2 separate regions of the Mus musculus genome follow, and region 1 is linked to region 2. Evidence: chromatin contacts called from ENCODE POLR2A ChIA-PET data. All regions are on one chromosome and are shown on one strand. Each heading gives the region's core, a stretch centred on a gene start or an enhancer-like site at or near the end of the contact. The rest is flanking DNA. Distances are from core to core; before and after follow the strand shown. Region 1 holds the start of Dcaf12 (DDB1 and CUL4 associated factor 12). Region 2 holds the start of Nol6 (nucleolar protein family 6 (RNA-associated)).

Region 1 (4,904 bases), core at 1,880-4,379, 190 kb before region 2:
CAAAATATGTAATATATACATGCTTATATACATATATCTTGCAGGAGCCAGACTTTGTGGTACATATTTGAAATCATAGTTACTTGGGATGCTTAGATAAAAGGATGGGAAGTTTAAAGCTAGCTTGGGAACTAAAAACAGTACTTCTTAAGGAAGAAAAGCCAAGCTTGGTGGTTCATGTCCGTAATCCTAGCTCACAGGAAAATGAAGCCAGAGCAGTATCAGAAGTCCAAGGCCAACCTGTCCCACAGTCCAAGCCTGTCTAACAAGACAAAACAAACATAGAAAAGTTTAGCTCAGTCGGAGGAGAGCTTGCCTCGCACACACAGCAGCAACAGAGTCACAAATAAAAGAGGATCAACAGTTTGAGATCATCATTGGCTCATCTGAGCGAGAGAGCTGGGGTTGGGGGAGAAAAAAAAGAAAGGAGAAAAGACGAGAAGAAGAGTGGGAAGAAAAACAAAAGGTTAAAAAAAAAAGAGAGGAGGGGCTGGAGAGATGGCTCAGTGGTTAAGAGCACTGACTGCTCTTCCAGAGGTTCTGAGTTCAATTCCCAGCAACTCAGTTCAATTCTGCACAACCATCTGTAATGGGATCTGGTGCCCTCTCCTAGTGTGTTTGAAGAGAGCAACAGTATACTCATACATAAAATAAATCTTTAAAAAAAAAAAGAGTCGGGGCTATATATAGCTCAGTGCTAGCATTTTCCATGCAAGAAAACTTAGGTTTGATCAGTAACACTTAAAATTATTGTATGGCTGAAGGCATAGCAGAGTGGTAAAGAACTTGCTTAGCAAAAGAAAGGCCTTGAAGCAGGGCAGTGGTGGTGCACGCCTTTAATCCCAGCACTTGGGAGGCAGAGGCAGGCAGATTTCTGAGTTCAAGGCCAGCCAGGGCTTCACAGAGAAACCCTGTCTCAAAAAAAAAAAAAAAAAAAAAAAAAAAGAAAAGAAAAGAAAAGAAAAGGCCTTGAGTCTGAGCCCCCAGCACACACACATATACACACACACAAAGCTGGAAGGTGAACTTTCAGTCCTCCAAGTGGACCTTTACTCCATTTCCACAGAGATGATCTGGCGTGTGGATCTGAGGATAATCCTGGGATGTCAGTGTGCAGGACAACTTACAGAATGAAGCTGCACCAGTGTCCTGTGTGTCCTGACATGGACTGAGGATGCCAGGAGTCCAGCCCCACTCAGCCTGAGCCTGGAGATCCTCAAAGGGTTCCAAACTCTTGTCCAGTGAACGACTGGGTCATCTAGAGCATTGTGAGGCAAGACAGAACCAGAACAGACTCAGAAAGGGAGGGCTGCCACAGTCCTGCCCGCTCACAATGTGTTAATCTCCGAAGACACAAGCCTAATCAGGAAAGATGGGGCTGCCTCTCCCAAGGTAGTATTAGGGGTTAGTTGCAGTGCTGATCTGGGGTGGTGGCACATCATTTCAACCTGGAAAACAAATCAAATCTTCTTGTAGGCAGAACGGCAGATGGGCCAACACAGTTCCCTGGAGGTATGAGGCCTGAAGCTGAAGGGACCAGCAGGTAACTGGGCACCACAGCCTGAGGCCAGTCAGTCTCAAGCAAGAACATCCTGCTTCCTCCAAGGGTTTCTTTGCCTGAGGAAAGTGGAAGCTGGCACTCACATTCCTTCAGGATCTTCGGAAAATGGAGGCAAGGGTGATCCCGCTTTGTTTGGTGACTGGTGCCAGTCCAAACCGGACATGCCAAAAATGACCACTCTCTTTTCTGTGGTTCAAGATTTCACTCCTTAATGGAGATCAAGGCTGGGCTCCGAGAGAAAGGCAGGCAATGGCATGAATTACAGCGATGGGTCTATTTGCTGAAGCACAAGGACAGTGTGACTTTGACCTTGCAGACCTAAAAAGGGTGGCATTTTATGAAAGAAAGTGACTTATTAGATGTGGTTGCACACACCTTTAACTCAGCTCTGGGGAGGCAGAGGCATGTGGAGCTCTATAACTTTTGAGGCCAGATTGATTTATATAACATGCTGCGTTCCAGACCAGCCAAGACTATACACTGAAACCCTGTCTCAAAAAAAAAAGGAAAGAAAGAAAAGGAATAAATAAAAGAAGGGGAAAAGTGACTTGAGGTTTAGACAGGAGTCAAAATAGACAGGGAGCTGGAGAGTAAAGAAGTGGAGAATGGAATCTGGGGACTCCGTATGTGTGGGGAGACCTGTGCCAACAGGCATGTGAGGCAGCCTGCGTTAGCTCTGGTACTTTGATGTGGCAAAAATCTGACCATACTGCTGCCTTCCTACCCTGAATCCATCTTGAAGGAGTGTGATGTGGGGTTCTCTGCCTTCCTTAAAGTGTCTAATCTTTTGTGCCCATTGACAGTTTGTGAGAATGTTGGGGGAAAGTGCTAAATGTGAGGCTACTAGTTACAGGATTAAGAAACGTCTTCTGAGGTATAAGGAAGGGTCAGAACCTGGGCCCTAGCAGCCTTAACTCATTCTCAACAGGCCAACTAAAAGACAAAGTGTAAGGGGAAACTTGAAGAAAGGTGTTAACTCGGTCTCATTGGAAAGAACAACGACGGGACATTCTCTTATCCTAGTCCATCTTAGGGGCTGACGTGTGGTTTGTTTAGGCTTAAAGGCAACAGCTATGCTTAAGTAAGCAGTCGTCGGCAAGGTGTGGTCGCATCCATCATCTGTTCGCCCAGTTTCTCTGGGAAGGTAGTCTGACAAGTTTTCCCAACTGTGATCTATCTTTCCTGGAGTCAAGTTCCTCTATTGGCTGGCATCTGTGCCCTTGTCCTTTCCTTCTCCCAGGAAAACTGCAATTTCTTAGAGTCCAGTGTTTTAATAGTCTGATTGCAATCTGGCAATCAGGGTGTCTAGAATATCTTTAATCCTACCATGATGGTTACAGGTTCAAGATTGGTCCCGCAGCCAGGCAGCTCATGCTTACTTCCGCATGCCAGAGGATGAGCTGGCTGAGGTCGGAAATGTCCCGACAGAAGGCTGGATTCCTTTGGCCACAGCTTAACCGCCATTGGCAAGAGGCAAGCGGAAGTTCTCCGAGGACATCAATTCTCCTTGCTGCGCTTAAGTCCCGCCCTGCTGGTCTGGGCGGTGTCTCCGTGGCGACGTGCTGCTATGTGCGGCTGCGCAGGAGTGACGGGGCGCGGGCGAGTGGGAGGGGGGTGTTTTGGTTCTCGCCGCTCGCCGTCCTTTCCAGACACGGCGGTAGGAAAGCTGCTTGTTCCTGCTTTTCCTTCCCCTTCCCTTCCCCTTCCCCTTTCCCAACCCGGATTTTCCCTTCTTCCATTTACGCGCCTCATTTTGATCGACTGCTGCCCGGGATCCGAGCCATTTTCCGGGCCGGGCGCTCGAAAGCGCGCGGCCCCAGGGCCCGGTTCATGACCCGTCGCCCTGCCGCCCCTTGCCTTCTCCGCCTCATGTGGCTGCGGGGCCACGGCGGCGCTGCCCACTATGGCCCGGAAAGCAGTTAGCAGGAAGCGGAAAGCGTCTGCCTCGCCAGGAGCCGGGAGCGACGCTCAGGGCCCGCAGGTGAGGGCTCACAGGTCTGGGTCATCACCTAGCAGGGGCTTAGGGCGTTCCAGCTGGGTTCAGGAACCTGGGGCCAGGGCGGGACGAGAACCGGAGCCGGGACTGTAGAGCAGTGACCGGTCCTTCTGCAGTGTACTGGCGAGCAGGCGGGCCGGAAGGGTGAGGAGCCAAAAGAAAACTACAAAATGACGCCTTCCGCTGGAAGTCAGCAGCTAGGGATAGAGAGCTTCAGGACCTCCTCGTTCCTGGAGGGAGGAGAAAATGAAGACAAGGGGAATCGGAAGTAAGACCGACCTTCCGAAGTTACTGGGAAGGAGATTGAAGTGGACCTTCCAGTGGCACTAGGAATAAGGGCCGATGGTCTCTTATCAAGGAAACCATCTCCTAAACTGGGTGCAGGCCCCTTTGGCTCTTTAGACATCTAGAAGAAACACCAGGTGTCATCTCTATATTGCCCCCTTTGGAGAGGAAGGCCTCTTGGACTTGGGATTCCGACGCAGGTTACCCCGTTGGTATTTGATTTTTCGAATTCTAAAACTGCCCGCAGCGCAAGTCGCGCGGAGTCAGATGAGCGGCCATTGACTGTACATCCCTGGAAGATCCGAGACCCCAGTCTGGCTCTTTGAGCTATACTCTTTATGCTCTACGGGGTGCACAGGCGGAGAGGGAGAAGGGGGCTGGGTAGAAGTGCAGCCCAGGTGGGTTCTGTAATATGGACTTCATTTCGTAACTATCAAGGACACCTGGGTATATGTTATTTCTGAGCCCTCCACTTTCCTCAAAGGTTTAGTTAACTTTTTTTTGCCCTGTTTATCCATTTTCTAAGTAGTCTTCATTATGAGAGCCTTATTTCAGTGCTAGCCGAGTTAAACTGTACTTTCTGGATTACAAATCTTCTGTTAAATGTTTGATTGTGTAAATCCCGAAGGACGAATTCGTGTTGGTTCTTTTATAAAACGGTCAGACTTCTTGTCTGAAGGAAAAGTGGCCAAACCCCTGATTTCTGATGTTGGCTTTCACAGTTTGGCTGGGATCATTCGCTGCACAAAAGGAAAAGACTCCCCCCAGTGAAGAGATCCCTAGTGTACTACCTGAAGAACCGCGAAGTCAGGCTCCAGAATGAGACCAGCTACTCTCGCCTGTTACATGGTTATGCAGCACAACAGCTTCCCAGTCTCCTCAAGGAGAGAGAATTTCACCTCGGGACCCTTAATAAAGTGTTTGCTTCTCAGTGGTTGAATCATAGGCAAGTGGTGTGTGGCACGAAATGCAACACAGTAAGTATCAGGAGTGCTCTTTGTCTTCCTTTTGTTGCTGCTGCGGTTTGGTTTGGTTGAGACCAGGGTTTTTCTGTGAAGACCT
Region 2 (4,500 bases), core at 1,220-3,719:
TATACCTCTATGATTATTTTTGCAATAATTTTGACCCAGGGCATCTCAAATGAAAAATACAAACTCTACCACAGAGTTCAGGTATTTATTTTATTGACTTTATTTTATTTTTAATTTAATTAATTTATTTATTTTAAAGATTTATTTATTTATTATATGTAAGTACACTGTAGCTGTCTTCAGACACTCCAGAAGAGGGCATCAGATTTCGTTATGGATGGTTGTGACCCACCACGTGATTGCTGGGATTTGAACTCAGGACCTTCAGAAGAGCAGTCGGTGCTCTTAACCACTGAGCCGTTTCGCCAGCCCCGACTTTATTTTATTTTATTTTATTTTATTTTATTTTTCAAGATTTATTTAACAGAGGCCTGGAAAGATGGATTAATGGTTAAGAGAACTTACCACTTTTGCAGAGTGCCTGGGTTCGGTTGCCAGGACTCACATGGGTTCACAACTGCCTGTAACTCCACTTCCAGGAGTCCAATACCCTCTTCCAAAGTTTCCTGAACACACATGGTGCATAGAAACTCTCCCAAGCACAAACATATACATACTCTAAAATAAATGTTAAAGATTTACTTTCAAAGCCATGGTGTGTATGTGTGTGTGTGTGTGTGTGTTTAATTTTATGTGTATGAGTGTTTGGCTTCATGCGCGTGTGTTGGGAGGTATACCTTTAGTTCTAGCATTCAAGCGGATAAGCCAAGTGGATCTTTCAATTTGTATCCAGCTGGTCAACAGAATGAGTTCCAGGACATCCAGGACTATATAAAGACATTCTTTTTCAAAAAACAGTAACAACAATAATAATAATCACACACACACACGATTTACTTTCAAGAATGGAAAGATGGCTCATCAGCTAGGAGTTCTAGCTGCTCTTCCAGAGAACCTGGTTCATTTCCCAGCACCTACAGTTTGACTCACAACTATCTGTACCTCTAGTTTGAGAACATCCACTGAGCTCATCTGGCCTCCACCTGCACTGTACATACACGGTACAGAGATATACTTGGAGGAATATGTATGTGCCCCACACATAAAATAATATTACTTGCATGGTCTATGTCTATAATCCAGCAGTCAGGAGTCAGATGCAGATGAATCTCTGTGAGATCCAGGCCAGTCCGGGATGCATAGTGAGACTTTAAAACAAAATTATTGCATATAGGTGTGTGTACCACAGGAGTGCCTGGTGCCAAAGGATTTTCTAGGACTGGCATTACAGGCAGTAGTTGAGAGTTTCAAAGCTGCGTGGGTGCTGGGAAACCAAACCTAGGTCCTCTGCATGATCTACAAATGCTTTTAAGCTCTTGGCCATGTCTCCAGGGTGGAATTTTTTTGTTGTTATTTTGCAAAAACTCTTTTCCCCCATAATTATATTTCATGTTGGGTGTGTGAAAGCACACAGGTATCACTTGAATGCACTGTGGAGGTCAGAGGACAACTCGCAGAAATCACTTCTCTCCTTCTACTCGTGTGGGTCCCAGGTCATGGGCTAGATATGAAAGTCTTTTTTTTAAAGATTTATTTATTTATTATATGTAAGTACATTGTAGCTGTCAATTATGGATGAGCCACCATGTGGTTGCTGGGATTTGAACTCAGGACCTTTAGAGGAGCAGTCAGTGCTCTTAACCGCTGAGCCATCTCACCAGCCCAGTATGAGAAGTCTTAAAAGGTAGATGCTAAAGTGTCATTTGAGAGTGTCCCTCATAGTTCAGGTTCAGCATCGTGAATATTACTGGGATGAGCGTCCATGCCCAGTTCCAAGTAGTTTTCTAAAATAATATGTAAATAAAAGTAAATTGGCAAAGTACTTAGAACTTCGCTATTACGATGGTTCTGTGTTTAAAGTTTTGGAGTTTGAATAGGTTATCTTATATTTTAAGAAGGAAAAGCTGGAGAGAAGCTATGCTATTATGCTAGACACTTGAACTTTCTGTTTGTGGAAACAGAAAAAAAAACAAATTCAAGATACATTTTGGAGGTAGAAATCACATAACTTGCTCATAGACACGGTTAGATGCTGTGAACCACTAGCGAAAACAGACAGACGGACAGAGACAGACAGAGAGACACACACGGACACACAAAACCCCACCACACCGGAAGCCACAGTAAGCTGAGACAGACAGACAGACAGACAGACAGACAGACAGACACACACACACACACACACACACACACACACACACACACACACACACACACACACACACACACACACACACACACACACACACACACACACAAAACCCCATCACACCGGAAGCCACAGTAAGCTCCTCCCTTCCCGAAAGGGAAGTGAGGAAAAGAACGCGACGAGCTGCAGTCCCAAACGCTTCCGGTTTAGTGCGGCGTCGAGGCTGTAAATCGGCGGACCTTGTTTGGTTCCTCCCACAATGGGCGGGTTCCTTTGAACCACTGACCAATAGTGAGCGAGACGGCATGCACTAGCCCAATGGAACTGCAGTGGGTGGGGCCTGGGGCAAGGGTTTGAGCCCTGGAGTTGGCGTTTCGGCCCACGTGGGAAGCTACGGGGTAGATCCGGCTTGGATGCCAAGTGCTGGAGAGAGACCTGCTGTGAAGATGGGACCGGCCCCCGCCGGAGAGCAGCACCGACGAGCAACTGAGGACCCAGAGGTTGGTTGCTCAAAATGTGCTTTATTTTGACGACAGAGCCTGAGATAGTCAGGCCTGATACCTAGCCTGCAGGGCGGCCTACTATGATAGAAAAAAGATTACTCCAGGGCGGCCTAGGTTACTGGGAAAATGATTTTTAGGGAATCTAGCCTTGGAGAGATCTGGATAGAGCAGGAGAAGAGGTGATATTTGGGAAGGCCTAAGCCTGTCTCAGCAAAAGATTTGTGGTGTCCGGAAACAGGAGGGCATTGGAGCACTACCTCAGGCAGTGACTGGCAAACTCAGTCAGGTCTAAGCAGGACTGCATCCTCACGCTGTCAGATTTCTCTCAGTGATGGCTATCCCGAGTTTTATAAAAATCTTAACGCCCACTGAAAGGGAACAACTAGAGTAGATGAACCCTTTACCCACAAACTTGAGTCAGCTGATACAGATACCCCCCCCCCCCCCCCCCCCCGATTTCATGTTGGCATGTTGGTTTCTGTCTCTCTGGTCATAGGTGATGGAACTTGCCTTCGAAGGCATGGACAAAGAGAAGGCACCCTCAAGAAAGCGTGCAAGAACAGAGCCACCTGCAGAAGGCCTCCTGCAGCCAGTGAACCTCAGTCGGGAGGAGCTGTACAAGGAGCCTACAAATGAGGAGCTAAATCGCCTCCGTGAGACCGAGATCTTGTTCCACTCCACCTTGCTTCGTTTACAAGTACGTGGGTGGCCAGGGCATAGGTTAGAGGGGTTTCCGTGGGGTCCCGAGGCTCACAGATTCCTCCCTTCCCCCTGCTAAAGGTGGAGGAGTTACTAAAGGAAGTCAGACTGTCAGAGAAGAAGAAAGAGAGGATTGATAATTTCCTGAAGGAGGTTACCAAGCGGATCCAGAAAGTGCCTCCAGTCCCTGAGGCTGAGGTAAGGCAGATGGCCTTGGGACAGTGAGTCATGAGACCCTCTTTGCTGTTCCACGAAACTTGGTTACTAAGGAGATCATTCTCATTGCAAGAAGACTCAACCAGGACACAGGTCATGCATTTGTCTCTCAAATGTAGCTCCATCTTGTACAAGTTTTGTAGGTGTTTTGTTTGTTTGAACAGGGTCTTACATGCCCCTGGCTGGCTGGCCTTGAACTCCTGATTGTCCTGCATAGTTCCCAAGGACGGAGATTGAGGGCCTGAGCCACTTTTGTTTGGTTTTGTTTTTTGTTTCATTTTTAAGATTCATTGATTGATTTTATGTATGTGAGAATCCTGTTGCTATCTTCAGACATACCAGAAGGCAGCATTGTTACAGATGGTTGCAAGGCACCATATGGTTCCTAGGAATTGAACTCGGGACCTGTGGAAGTGCTCTTAACCACTGAGCCATCTCTCCAGCCCACTTTTTTCTTTTTAACATAGGATCTTAACTTTGTAACCCGTACTGTAACTCAAACTGGTGGTGGTCCTCCTGCTTCAGTCCCCTGAGTGCTAGGATTATAGTTGTGAACCTTTACTTCCAACCAAAAATGGTTATTTTATTTTGTGTATTTATTTTTTATTGAGACAGGGTCTCATACAGTCCAGGCTGGCCTTGAACTTGCTTGCTATATAGTCAAGGGAGATCTTGAATTTCTGATCTTCCTGCCTTCCCAAATGCTGGAGTTGCAGGTGTGAGCCACCATTCCTAGCCTGAAAATGGGTAACAATAGAAATAAGTCATGGCGGCTTAGCTGTCAATCAAGTTGTCTTCACAGAGGGAGAAGGCGTTTGTGGAAGATTGTGAGTTATAGTTTCTAACATACTGGCATGCTATCTACTACGTATTAGATTCTATCACCTTTGTGAGGAAGGTGATAGAATCCATATGTTTCCTGCGTCTGTCCCC

What was found. ChIA-PET counts read pairs that join two places held with the same protein, here RNA polymerase II (POLR2A).
Region 1: POLR2A ChIA-PET joins it to region 2 with 10 read pairs in Patski. The contact joins the promoter of Dcaf12 here to the promoter of Nol6 in region 2. POLR2A ChIA-PET finds 5 or more read pairs at or near these places in 4 of 5 experiments (Patski and embryonic stem cell).

Annotation. Positions count from the first base shown.
Region 1 is chr4:41,313,126-41,318,029 of GRCm38, reverse strand. It overlaps Dcaf12 (DDB1 and CUL4 associated factor 12), which reads left to right and starts at 3,129. Exons shown (of 9, transcript NM_026893.3): 1 at 3,129-3,542; 2 at 4,565-4,819. The coding sequence starts at 3,465. It overlaps Gm46891 (predicted gene, 46891), which reads right to left and starts at 3,688. Exons shown (of 2, transcript NR_168697.1): 1 at 1,128-3,688.
Region 2 is chr4:41,122,308-41,126,807 of GRCm38, reverse strand. Nol6 (nucleolar protein family 6 (RNA-associated)) reads left to right here and starts at 2,469. Exons shown (of 26, transcript NM_139236.3): 1 at 2,469-2,649; 2 at 3,149-3,349; 3 at 3,433-3,549. The coding sequence starts at 2,563.